2 separate regions of the Homo sapiens genome follow, and region 1 is linked to region 2. Evidence: chromatin contacts called from ENCODE Hi-C data. All regions are on one chromosome and are shown on one strand. Each heading gives the region's core, a stretch centred on a gene start or an enhancer-like site at or near the end of the contact. The rest is flanking DNA. Distances are from core to core; before and after follow the strand shown.

Evidence for each region. A loop is a pair of places that touch in the nucleus more often than their neighbours do. Pooled maps may share reads with other maps.
Region 1: a map of naive thymus-derived CD4-positive, alpha-beta T cell shows a loop between it and region 2 (6-fold over the local background). The contact joins the promoter of ULK1 here to the enhancer-like site in region 2. A Hi-C loop is called at or near these places in 1 of 168 maps with a recorded cell type or tissue (naive thymus-derived CD4-positive, alpha-beta T cell), 1 of 37 single-sample maps with no recorded cell type and 7 of 50 pooled maps.

The regions. Positions count from the first base shown.
Region 1 is chr12:131,892,078-131,899,200 of GRCh38, reverse strand. ULK1 (unc-51 like autophagy activating kinase 1) reads right to left here and starts at 4,579. Exons shown (of 28, transcript NM_003565.4): 1 at 4,089-4,579; 2 at 3,508-3,600; 3 at 3,377-3,418. The coding sequence starts at 4,199. It overlaps LOC124903059 (a long non-coding RNA gene), which reads left to right and starts at 5,043. Exons shown (of 2, transcript XR_007063538.1): 1 at 5,043-5,354; 2 at 5,626-6,143. RefSeq lists an enhancer at 1,598-2,395 and silencers at 2,763-2,822, 2,853-2,912, 2,883-3,177, 4,320-4,829, 4,860-4,909 and 1 more.
Region 2 is chr12:131,602,840-131,609,283 of GRCh38, reverse strand. No RefSeq gene overlaps it. Among named protein-coding and RNA genes, the nearest start is that of LINC02414, 42 kb to the left of the region's middle. RefSeq lists enhancers at 1,450-1,639, 4,923-5,463. Within about 2 kb of position 4,648, at least 4 of the 41 ENCODE cell types and tissues checked have a DNase peak (open chromatin) inside an H3K27ac peak, as active enhancers do.

The sequences.
Region 1 (7,123 bases), core at 3,330-5,829, 290 kb before region 2:
AACGTATATATAAAATATAGAAATATATCAGGCAGGCTGGGCATGGTGGCTCATGCCTGTAATCCCAGCACTTTGGGAGGTCGAAGGTGAGGTCCGGCGTTCAAGATCAGCCTGGCCAATGTGGCGAAAATTGTATAAATTTTTTAATACAAAAATTAGCCGGGCGTGGTGGCAGGTGCCTGTAATCCCAGCTACTCGGGAGGCTGAGGCAGGAGAATCGCTTGAACCAGGGAGGTGGAGGTTGCAGTGAGCCAAGATCGCGCCACTGCACTCCAGCCTGGGTGACAAAGAGAAGCTCCATCTCAAAAAAAAAAAGAAATACACTATACAAAGGACAGGTGGTATTTCTAACATTCCCATGCTCGGATAGGGAAGCTCATTCATCACCAATGTAAAAGAAAACCGCCCAGGCATGGTGGTTCACTCCTGCAATCCCACCACTTTGGGAGGCCGAGGTGGGTGGATCATGAGGTCAGTTCGAGACCAGGCTGGCCAACATGGTGAAACCGTGTCTCTACTGCAAATACAAAAATTAGCCTAGCGTGGTGGCAGGCGCCTGTAATCCCAGCTACTCGGGAGGCTGAGGCAGGAGGATCGCTTGGACCCAGGAGGCGGAGGTTGCAGTGAGGGGAGATTGTGTCACTGCACTCCAGCCTGGGCGACAAGAGCAAAACTCAGTCTCAAAAAAAAAAGAAAAGCAAAACCATAAGAGATGTCATTTTCTACTTCTCACATGAGCCACGATGGAAACCTCTGAGAGCCACCCTCCTGGCAAGGACCTAGGGAGACACATGCTTGGAGACAGGCTGAGAGACCAGTGGCATTGCCTCTCCGGAGGTCCATTTGGCAATAGCTACCCAAATTAAAAACCAGCATCCCTCCTACCCAAGGATTCTACTTCTAAGGATCCAGTCACAACCACCCTGATGTACCAGCATCCCAAAATAACCTCATGTCCCACCTACAGGGCCTTGGTGAAATCAGTTATGGAATCTCGGGCAACAGGCACGCCATGGCTGAAAATCACCACGGCAGACCCAATCAGGCCAGCAGCTAGCACCTCCACGATGGCTCCTCCAACCCGAGAGCACTCCCTCCTCCCTCACACAGCCCTCACAGCCCGTGCTTTCTGCTTCACAGAGGAAGAAATAGGACCGCAAACTAAAGAAGCTGTGTGTGCACATATGGCAGCCAGGACTGGGCCCCTCATCAGCGTCAGCCTGGCTCTCGACCACTGTGCTTACAGATGGTGACCTCTAACAGAGAGGGGTAAACTTTTTGAGGGTTTTGTTTTGTGTTTTTGAGACAGGGTTACACTCTGCTGCCCAGGCTGGAACGCGGTGGCAACATCACGGCTCACTGCAGCCTTAAACTCCTGGGTTTAATCAATCCTCCTACAACCTTTATAGTAGCTGAGACATGCCACTATGCCTGGCTAATTTTTTTTCTTTTTTTTTCTTTTTTTTAGAGAGAGCGAGTCTTGCTATGTTGCCCAGGCTGGTCTGTCTTGGCCTCCCACAGTGCTAGGGTCACAGGTGTGATCCACTGTGCCTGGCCGAGGGGTAAACTTTCTGATATGGATTGAGCCAGCACAGAACCTTCCCCAAGCTCTACTCTTTTAGAGACAGGGCCTCGCTCAGTCGCCCAGGCTGGATGGAGTGCAAACTATACTCTTAAGTGACAAAATTCACGGCGCAGAGAGGTGGGTGTGGCGGGGAAGGACACCGGTGAACACATCGCCTTGTAAGGATGGCTGTCCCCGGTGGCCCGGAAACAACTAAAGCAGGGGCCTGAGAACGGAGGGCAGCGGGACTCGATCGGGGGCAGGACTCTAGCCTCGACCGCACTCCCTCCCGTAATGTTTGAGGATTTTCTTTTATCACCCAAATCGTTCATTGTCCATTTTTAAAACCCAGTTATTTTTTCCTGGGTTTGGGTGCCTGCCTCAAACATTGCCTTACCGACACAGGGCAACAATCCCCACGCCTGTGGGGGCGAGGGCAGGCTAAGCTGCAGCTCCAGCAGAGCCCGGTGCCCGGAGACAGGAGCGCCTGCAGCTGGCGGCTCCAAGTGCTTCCTGAGTAGAGAAAGCCGCAGAGTTGCCAACACTGGAGGAAGTGGCAGATGCCCACAACCAGGTGTGTGTGGCTGACTGGGATGGAGCTGGGCCTGGGGATACTGGTCCCGGGTCTGCGGGGGTCGTGCGGACAGTCACAGGGCCTGGCCTGGAGATGCCCAGGACTGGACCTGGGGAGCCCTGGAGGGGAGCAGCAGGCAGTGTAGCCCAGGGTGGAGGGGGAGTCCCTCAGAGTCGCTGCCTGGCCAGGGACAGCTGTCCACTCCTTGCTGGCTCCCAGAGCCATGACGCATGTGCAGGCTGTGGTCCAGGCAGGAGGCTTCCAAACATGGAGAGGATGAGGAAAGAGGAGGAAGGGAGGGAGGAAAGCAGGGAGAAAAGGGGTGGGAAGAGGGCGGGAAAAGCAGCAGGAGGGATGGCCCAGCTCCAGGACACAGTGTGCCTGGGTTTCCAGGTACTCGCTGGACCTGGGCCCCCCCCACCCGGCACCTTGTGACAAGCCTCGGTCCCCAAGGCCACAGCAAAGCTCTGAGAGGCGGACGGAGGAGGCCACCAAAACACGGCCTGCCAGCCCTTCCCTCAGCCAGGGGCTGGGCCCTGGGCTCAGTAAACAGGTCACAGAGCCATTAGTCAGCACTTTGGCGGGGCGGATCTCCCGCCTCAGGTTCCTGGTCCCCAGGACGGCACCCTGGCTCCCACAGCCCCAGCCCTGCCTGCCCTGGGCCCCGGGACACGGAGGCAGCACGAAAGCCAGCTGGTCCCACCGCTTGCTTCTTGGGGCCAGCCGGGCCCGAGGTCATCTCCTTGGCCAGCCAGCGGCAGCCGCCTGTGCCCCGGCCCGGCCCTGACTGCCAGCGAGCAGGAGTCTCCGGCGGCCCCTCCCCCGCCCCGTCTGACGCAGAGCGAGGCCGGCCAATGCCGGCCGCAGGAGCAATGTCAACAAACACACGGCCTAGACAGGTGGGCCAGGCCGGCAGTGCTGCCAGGGCCAGCCGGGGACGCCGGACTCAGGCAGGGCCCCTAGGACTGACGCCCGGCGGGGAGGGGATGCCTGTTCAGGAGAACTCAGCCCTGCCCTGGGGCGCCCTGCGGCCCAGACACCCCCTCCCCGGTCTCACAGCTGGGGAAGTCACAGCAAGAGCCAGCACCAGCCCAGGCCTGGACCCAGGGTGGAGTCTCCAGGGGCCCAGTAGACCCCAGCCTGGACAGGCTCAACACCAGTGCTCACCAGGGGATCCAGCACCTGGGGCCACAGTCCCCCAGCCCGGTCCCCAGCAGACCGCAGCCCAGAGGCCTTACCTGGAAGTCGTACAGGGCCACGATGTTTTCATGTTTCAGTTCCTAGGACAGAAACCCAAGTTTGTTATCAGTGTGGGGAGGGGGGCTTGCCCACGCCCACGCCCACGCCCCCTCCCCCAGCACTGGCTCACCTTCAGGATTTTGATTTCCTTCCCCAGCAGCGTCTGAGACTTGGCGAGGTTCTTCTTGTTAATGCACTTGACGGCGACCTCCAAATCGTGCTTCTGAAAGCCAAACGTGCACCTTCAAGGCCAGGGCTGCCCCTCGCAGGCCTCCCCCAGACCCCAGTCCACACAGGTGGGGCCCTGAGATGATCCCGGTTGGGAATCCCGGGACTGGAAGGCCGAGTGGGGAGCCAGGTTGAGGATCGCGCTGGGGGTCCTGGGGTAGGGATCCAGCCTCGAAAGCCGGCTGTGGGACCAGGTTGCGGGGTGTCCCGGGGTGAGGGTTTGGACAGGAAAGTCGGGCTGGGGGTCTCGGAGTGAGGATCTGGGCTGGAAAGCCCGGCAGCGGATCTCGGGGCGGGAGTCTGAACTGGAAAGTCGGGCTGGGGGTCGCGGGGTGGGGATCCTGGGGTGGGGGTCGGCCTGGAAAGTCGAGTGGGGCTCTCGGGAGGCGTGGGGGGGTCCCGGGACAGGCGGGGAATCTCGGGGCGGGGATGCAGGGGCAGGGGATCCTGGGCGGGGGATCCCGGGCCGGACGGGGGCCTCACCTCGCGGTGGCGGCCCTTGAAGACCACCGCGAAGGCGCCGTGGCCGATCAGGTCCTTGCGGGAGAACTCGAACTTGCCCACGGTCTCTGTGCCGCCGCGGCCGGGCTCCATGGCGCAGGCGGGCCGGGGGCGCGGGGCGGGGGGTGGCGGGCCAAGGCGCGGGGGACTCAGGCGGAGGCGCGGGCCGGGGCGGGCGGGCCGGGGGCGCGGGGCCGGGGGCGCGGGGCCGGGCGAGGGCGCATCTCCGGGGCCGCGCGCCCCATCGGGCAGGCCGGGGCCGGGTCCCAGCCCCGCGGGCCAGGCGGGGTCCGAGGGTCGCGCTCCCTCCGGCGCCTGTGCCACGGCACTCTTCCCGGGCTGCTAATCCGAATCCGGATCCGACTCCGACTCCGACTCCGGCTCCAACTAGGGCCCGGGCTCGGCCCCAACGGAGAAACAAAAGAGCCGCGGCGCCCGGGCCTCAGAGCCTGAGACGCCCGCGCAGCCGCACTGCGCGCCGGGCCGGGAGGCGGGATGAGGGCGGGGCCTGCGGGACGGAGCGGCAGAGCCGGGCGTGACGAACAGACGGGGGGCGGGGAATGGGGCGGGGCCTGTCGGGGGGGTGGGCGGCTGGGCCGGGCCATTGCGGGGCCGGGTGGGCTGGGAGTGGGTGGGGCCAACAGCGGACCCGCCCCGGTGAGAGCAGAGAGGCGCGCTGACCCGGGAGCGGGCCACGGGGCTCAGTGTTGATTCCTTGCCCCACTCCCTTCCACGCCCCTTCCCCGCCCCTTCCCCGCCCCGCTTCTTCTCTGCTCCCCTCCCTCCTTTCCCCTCTCTCCGTCCTCCTCCCTCCTTTTCCCCTTCCCATCACCTCTCTCCCTCCCTGCCCCCTCCCTTCCGCCCCCTCCCATGCCTTCCCCCCCGCTCCCCTCCCGCCCCCACTGCCTGTTCTCCTCCCTCCTGTCCCCCCTCCCTGTTCCCCTCCCTCCCCTTCCCTGTTCCCCTCCTTCCCGCTCCCTGTTCCCCTTCTACAGGAGAATGGAGAACAGGCGTGGGAAATGTTCCCAAAACGGGGGACTGCGCAGAATTAATTCTTAGAAATAGAATGGCTGAGTTAGAGGTTAGGCATTTAAAGTTGAGTTCCATAATGCCAAATTGCAAAAAAAAAAAAAAAAATTGTAGACCAAAAAGTTGTCACCCAAACCAACGACATAGCCCATAAATCCGCTGGGGAGGAAAGGTTAGCTAGATGGGCTGCGCATCGGTCCTGTGGAACACTGCACAGAGGTAAATATACCTGTGCTCAAGGGTGAGTTCTCCAAAGATTATAATTAAGTAAAAGCAAAATATGGAACAGGGCACTGTACTGTCTGTCGTTTTAAGAAAGCGGTAGGATTGGGATGTGTGTGTGTGTGAAACGCCTGTAATGTGTACATGGTCGTTCCTAACTATAATGACAGCTAACTCATCACTTAGGCCAAGCAGCGCACTTTCCAGCGATTAGTGCATCCATTCAATGATTCCACGAGGCACTTGCTGTTATGTCCCTGTTTTACAGATGAGGAAATCAAGGCGGAGAAAAGTTGGAGAATGTGTCCAAAGTCACACCGCCGGCAGCCAAAAGAGCCCGGGGGCTCACTCACAGAAGACACAGCCAACAGCGATTGCTCTGGGAGAGAGGACCGGGGAAAAGTTAGTGCTGTTCACCGTACACGTTGCGCGCTAGTTGGAATGGCTTTCACCACGTGCAAGCACTGCTTTTGCAAATGCATGATTCTAAACAATGCTCACCAACCCAGCCTTCAGTACAGTCCTAAAGTAACAGCCCAGAAACACACACTTCAGCCAGGACCCTCCATGCTGCCTCCCAGAGCAGCCCAGCAGCTGGACAGCCTGATGCCCTGGGCTGGATCAGCAAGTCCTGGATGCCTTTTACCTGCACCCAGCTCATCCTCCAGGCCGCAGGACACACAGACTCCCGACCCTGGACTGGGGGCCAGAAGCCACCGAGCTGGAAGGGACAAGAGGTCTCCTGGCCCACCATGTTTGTTTTCCCAATAAAGAGGTTCCACAGTGCCCCGTAGTCAGCCATAGCATTCACTCACATCCTGGAGTGCCTGCTGCACACCGGCCTGCCCAGAGAGCACACGCTGCGAGGTAAGTGCTGCAGTTGACACAGTGAGAACAAGACCCGCCTGCAGGAGCTCCCAGCGCTTAGGGGTGGGGGACAAGAAGAGCAAAGATTGCACCACCCGTGGCAAAATTGCAAGAGAAAAATGAGTGAACAGGTGGCTACGTGCTGAGGTGATCAGGGCAGACCGTGAGGGCCGAGATTGCTAGAGATGGCGAAGCCTGTACTCCTGGAAAGTACTCAGGGAACCCCAGCCCAGCCCACCCTGGCCTGGAAAGCCAAGCTAACGGGGTCTTCACCCCAAACTCAAAGAAATACCCAGGAAGAGTTTAGGAGAGGGTGGGATGGCAAGATGGGATTTGCATTTGGAAACCGTTACTAGGCCCACCGAGGAAGGACATGTTTCTTTTTTGTTTTGTGCGGTCTTATTAAATTTTTTATTCTTTTTATAACTTTTAGGTTCAGTGGTGTGTGGACAGGTTTGTTATACAGGTAAATTATGTTTCACAGGGTTTGATGAACGGATTATTTCATCACCCAGGTAATAAGCAGAGTACCCGATAAGTAGTTTTTTGATCCTCTCTCCCTCCTCCCACCCTCCCACCCTCAAGTGGGACCTGGTGTCTCTTGTTCCCTTCTTTGTGTCCTATTTTCTTTTTTTTTTTTTTGAGACGGAGTCTCGCTCTTTCGCCCAGGCTGGAGTGCAGTGGCGCTATCTTGGCTCACTGCAAGCTCCGCCTCCCAGGTTCACGCCTTTCTCCTGCCTCAGCCTCCCGATTAGCTGGAACTACAGGCGCCCGCCACCACACCTGGCTAATTTTTTGTATTTTTAGTAGAGATGAGGTTTCACCGTGTTAGCCAGGATGGTCTCGATCTCCTGACCTCGTGATCTGCCCACCTCGGCCTCCCAAAGTGCTGGGATTAT
Region 2 (6,444 bases), core at 3,399-5,898:
CTGACCACAGCCTGTCTGGCGGGAGGAGTCGGTTGCAGGCTGAGCAGGAAGGGCGGCCCCAACCTCCCCCTGGAGGCCCGTCCTGGAACTGCGTGTTTCTGTTCCCGCAGAACCACAGAAGCCACGTGTCAGAGTGAACATGGGGTGTTGGCTTGGCTCCCCCAAAGATTTTAAAAGCAGAAACTCTCCAAGCAAAATATCTGCGTTGTCTATGGTGGAACTTGCCTTAGTGATGTTGCTGCATTCGCCAACACCTGCTCCATATCAAAGACAAAATAGTGGTGAGGAGGTGTGGGGATACGAGAGACAATATCCCAAACTGGGCTTAAACATAAGTGATCACACATGGTGTGGCGCTTTCACATAAATTATGCGCGTTTCCATGGAAACAACGCAGAAATCAGACGAAGGCAGTACATGCCAAATATAAAGTATTTAATTCTAAACAGTAACAGATTTTAAACTGTTTATTCCCAGAATTGCTTCAAATGGTCACATGGCAAAAACAAATGCCATTAATGTGTTTTTGCTTCTCTCTCATTTGTCCATTGCATTGATTTCCTATGAAATGTAAATAAAACAATTAAAACAAAATTGATATCGAATGCAACTGAAGAGAAGTAAAAATCGCAAGCCCCAGTGGTATTTTTAATCAGAGCTAACCCATCATAGATGAAAATTAAGGAAGAATTTATGCTAGGACTGTAATGTTACTAACTGAGGACCTTCAATTCTTTATTCACCTATTTAAATGATCTTTGCTGGACATTTCTAAGAGTGAAATTCTTCATTTACAGTTTCTACCGCTCAATTTTGTAATAAAACAAAAATGTCAGACCATCCAGACACATGAAAGAGCCAAAATGAAGTATCCCACAAAGACTTTTGGAAGGTAGAAAAACAAACAAACAAACACAATTCATCAAAAAAACCCCAACCTACTGATGTTGAGAGAAATCACAAAAACAATCTGAGGATGGATGAATGACAACCAGCCCCTCCTAACCTCCCAACATGGTAACTATGATAAATTACCACCGGTGACAGTGACTCACCCTCCACCACTGCTGGAATCCGTGGCCTATACACAAAAAAGTCTGGAAAACAACTTGAAGGACCATGTGTGTGAGAAAGAAAAGGAATTCTGTGTGTAGGGGAAGATGCCTCTGTAAGGTCTGAACAGCCTTCCTGAAGGCATCCCTGGTGCAGTGTGACCACGGATGACCGCACCCGACCAGCCACTGCATGCAAAGTGAGATCTTATGGCTGTCATACTGAGCATGCACTGAAACCGGTGACCCAACACCATTGGGTCCCTTCCCTGAGGCACCTGTACTCCGTGTGAATACACAAGACACACAAAGGTTGAATTAGTAATCTCATACTGGTGTTGGTATGTTTATAGTTCATAAAATACCTCCGCATCCTTCATGTTTGCTCACAAGTCTGTTTAATATTAAATGAAATCACAGATTCTCAGAACTGGAAGGAACTTCAGAGGACAGCTAATCTGATTTCAACTGACTCAAGACAGGCTTAAAAATAGAAAATGAAACAGAAATTCAAAACAATGAAGACACAGGCAGTACAGGAATAGCTGTCAGTGGATTGTACAAACACTCACTTCTCTTCCTCCTAACTCCCACAGAATCCCCCAGGTAATGTCGGATCCAAAATCTACCTCTATGATTCCACTGAGATTAGGTTGAGATGAGTTAATGCCAGAGTTAAACCGGAATAGAATACCAACTGGCAAGTTTGAGAGGGTGACTGGGAAGAATCTGAGAGGGGAAACAGATGGACGTGGCCCTCCATATCCATAGGCCCCATGTCCTTGGACCTCAGATCAAAAATATTAAAAAATAACCTGGGGCCGGGCATGGTGGCTCACGCCTGTAATTCCAGTACTTTGGGAGGCCGAGGTGGGCAGATCACTTGAGGTCAGCAGTTCAAGACCAGCCTGGCCAACATGGTGAGACCTCATCTCTACTAAAAATCCAAAAATTAGCTGGACGTGGTCTTGGGCCTCTGTAATTCCAGCTACTCGGGAGGCTGAGGCAGGAGAACCTGGGAGGTGGAGGTTGCAGTGAGCCAAGATCGCACCACTGCACTCCAGCCTGGGCAACAGAGTGAGACTCTGTCTCAAAAAACAAAAAACAAACAAAACCCAATAAAAATAACAATACAACAATCAAAAGTAAATAAAAAAGCAGTGATAACAACTATTGGCACGGTATTTGTGTTATCTTGAGTATTATAAGGAATGCAGAGACAATTTAATGTATACAGGAGGATGTGCCTAGGTTATATGCAAATAACACACCATTTTATATAAGGGACTTGAGCATCTTCAGATTTTGGTATCCATGGGAGCCTCAGAACCAACCTCCCGAGGATACTGAGAGACGACTATTGTCTGAAAAAGTTGGTGAATTTGTGCAGTTGGTAAATGGGGCACAAGAACAGTTTCACAACAGTATTCTAGGGTTGCACAACGATGTCAGACGTTTCTCTGTCTGGGCATGAAACCGCCTCTGCAAAAATTAGAACTGAGGAAATTATGGCGGTGAAACAGATCTGACCTAACCGACTCCATCTTGCTTCTCACCTCCAAGCTGTCCTTGTTCATTCCTGGGCGTAGGCTGAGCTTACTTTGGAAGGAACTTAGTTTAACTTTGAAACAAAGATGATAACAGCTCTTTCCCAAAACAAAACCCCTCCTTGCCTAGGGACTTGACTTACGAATTAGAAGATTAGAAATTACGGTACAGAGTCACTGTCGTAAAACCTGAGATCAGGGCTTCAGATATTTTGCAGACCTTGCATTCTGATGCACCAGCTGACTCCACCCAGAAAAATAAACTGGCTCATTTGGTCTTGTGGCCCCTACCCAGGAACTGACTCAGTGCAAGATGACAGCTTTGACTTTCTATGATTTCATCTCTGACCCTACCAGTCAGCAGTCCCCACTTGCCAACCCTCTACCCACCAAATTATCCTTAAAAACCCCAATCTATGAATTTTTGGGGAGGTCGATTTGAGTAATAACTCCATCTCCCACATGGCGTGGCCGGCCTCATGGCAATTAAACTCTTTCTTGACTGCAGTGCCGTGGTCTTTATTTGTGCAGTGGGCAGGAACAACCCGTTGGACAATCACAGGCACTGTTAGTGGACCCAGATTTTCAGTTATGCGTCTGAATTAGACCTTGGCCCAGATTGGAAAGAAATGTGAGTACAGTTCCAAAATTACACTCTCTAGCAGAAAAGACCTCCCACACCTGTTGAGATGCTTCTGTCCTGAAACCTGGGGGAATGTCCTTAAGGAAAAGGTTGGAAAATATTAGATATGGGAAAGCTCCAGGAGAATAATGAAAAACAAAACAAAACCAAAACCCTGGGGATTTTGATGATTTTTTGTTGCTGCTGTTTTGCGCTTGTTTTTGAACCTTAAAAAAGTCTTGCTGGGAAAAGAAGGGGATGAAAAGAAGTTGCTTGGGGTTGAGGTTTTTAAACATTATTGTCGATGGTGCAGGGGCTTTCTTGTTTCTGAGGTTTGCTCTTCTGAAAATAACAAAGTAGAACTCAGCTTGGGCTCTGTGGGGTCAGGAGGGAATCACCCTCTCCAGGGTTAAAGGTGAGGGAAGTGTCAGAGGCATTTGAACCAGAATGACTCCATCTTGAACAGGGGCTGAGTAAGATCAGGCTGAGACCTACTGGGCTGCATTCCCAGCAGGTTAGGCATTCTAAGTCACAGGATGAGACAGAAGGTCGGCACAAGACACAGGTCACAAACCCAGCTGATGAAACCGATTGCAGTAAAGATGCCGGCCAAATCCCTCCAAAACCAAGATGGCAATGAGTGACCTCTGGGGTCATCCTTACTGCTCATCAGCGCCATGACGGTTTACAAATGCCATAAATAATCATGAGTCTTCTGGGAAAGGGGTGGGCAGTTTCCAGAACCGAGGGCTTCTCCTGGCTTCTAGACCATAATCCACCCTTGTTTAGCATATAGTCAGGAAAAAACTATCATTCGTGGAGCAGCCCCACTACCACTCTGCCTGTGGAGGAGCCATTCTTTTATTCCTTCACTTTATTAATAAACTTCCTTTCACCTGATGGATTCACCTTGAATTCTTTCTTGCATGAGATCCAATAACCCTCTTGGGGTCTGGATCAGGACCCCTTTCCAGTAACAGAAGGGCTGTGAGTGACAGGTCCCGGTTCCCGGTGGGGTGGCTGTGAGTGACAGGTCCCGGTTCCCGGTGGGTCAGCAAATGGTTCTCAGTGCCCACCGACAGCAATGTTTTCTCTTGAGCCTTCTAGACATTTTGATATGCAGAGAAAACCCCTCTCTCACTTTTATTTTGGATGAACTAGGATTAAACACTACAATTTTTTAAAAATCAAAGAAAATTCTGAAGGTGGGGTTTATTCCTTCTTCTCTCAGACTTTTAAATTTTTTTGTTCTTTGTGTTAAGACTCTCCCAAGTGCAGGGAGCAGAGGTCCTCAAAATTCTGATCCCAGAGGCAGCTCTGGATTTCCGCGAGGCTCTGTCGGAGCTGAGTTGATGTTTAGATCTAAGCTGCTTCCTCCACCAGAAGCAATTAATCTGCAGTTCGGGCTGACGGCGATGCACAGCCCTGTTTGCGGTTTCCGTTGCTTGCCATCCACCGACACCTACTCTGCAGCTCGTGTTTAAAATTTAATTTTTCTTCCCTGGCAACAGGATATTTGGCTGAGACAGAATGTCATAGTGAATGGTGTAGTAGGAATTCTTAAACGCAGCTGAGGTTCTCTGAATCTCACTGGGATTTGTTTTTCTTTCCTTCTGAAAAGTTGCACAGTGAGCTGTGTTGGGCCCCCGCAGAGCTGGCCAGTGCTGAGTGGAGAGGCACGGTGGGACGGCGGGAGGGCACAGGGCTTTGTGACGGGCTCAGCAGTGTAAGAGCTCCAGGCAGGCGGGGGTGTGGGTTGGAGACCCCGGGCTTTAGTCCTGTCTGCAGGCTTCCCTGGCCGTCAGGAGGGTGGGCTCGGGGAACTGGAGCATGGGAGCAGGGTCTTTCCTGCAGCAGGAAGAGGCTGTAACCACTTGCTTGTTTGCCTGACTGAAAGTGAGACCCTGCGTTTAATGAGCCTGAGCTCCCAGATCTTCCCTGGAGTGCTGTGGAGGAAAGAATCCAGGCTAGGAAGCATGGCCCCAAAATTTCTGCTTCCTGGTATACATGCCCTGTGAAATCCCCTTCTGTTGAGTGTGGGAGGACTTATGAATAGGATGAAATTTCACTCTTGTGATTAGGTTATGGTTTTTTTGGCAAAGAAGAAATTTTTCAGATGTAATTATAGTTGCTAATCAGTTAATTTTGAGTTGATCAAAATAGAGATTATCCTGTGTGTTCTTGGTTTAATCAGATGAGCTCCTTGGAAGTGGTCCAACTCACTCCTGGAACTGAGCCTCCAGGCTGTGGGCAAATTCAGGCCCTTGAAGAGGCCACAAGTAGGTGTCTCAGCTAACAGGCCCAATGATGGCTGTTATAAAAGGAAAATAAAGGTCTAGACCTTCCCTGAGTCGGAGATTCACAGCCACAGTCTCTCCCCATTGCTGGGTATGAAGAAGGAAGCTGCTGTGAGCTCTACAGCTGCAAGGAAGTGAATTCTGCCAACATCCTGGGAGGCTTGTATATGGGTCTTACAGCTGAGCCTTCAGATGAGAACAAGGCCAGACAGCACCTTGGTTTCAGCCTTGTGAGACATGAACAGAGGACAGGGTTGGCTGGGCCAGGACTCAGACCTGACTGAAAATGTGTTGTTTTATGCTGCTAAGTTTGTGATGACTTGGACACAACAGAGACCCTTAACATAGGCCCCAAGGCTGTGTAGAAACACAGGAGTACCTGACCTGGGCCCCAGGGCCGTGTAGGAACACTGGAGTACCTGACCCAGGCCCCGAGGCTGTGTGGAAACACTGGAGTACCTGACCTGGGCCCCAGGGCCGTGTAGGAACACTGGAGTACCTGACCCAGGCCCTGAGGCTGTGTGGAAACACTGGAGTACCTGACCTGGGCCCCAAGACCGTGTGGAAATGCTGGAGTACCTGACTGATATGGTTTGGCTGCGTCCTCACCCACATCTCACCCTGAGTCGTAATAATTCCCACATGTCAAGGGCGGGGCCAGGTGGAGACAATTGAATCATGAGGGTGGTTTCTCCCATACTGTTCTCATTCTAGTGAATAAGTCTCGTGAGATCTCTTGGTTTTATAAAGGGCAGTTCCCCTACACAAGCTCTCTTGCCTGCCGCCATGTAAGATACGACTTTGCTCTTCCTTTGCCTTCCCCATGATCGTGAGGCCTCCCCAGCCACGTGGAACTGTGAGTCCATTAAACCTCTTTCCTTTATAAACTAGCCAGTCTCAGGTATGTCTTTATTAGCAGTGTGAGA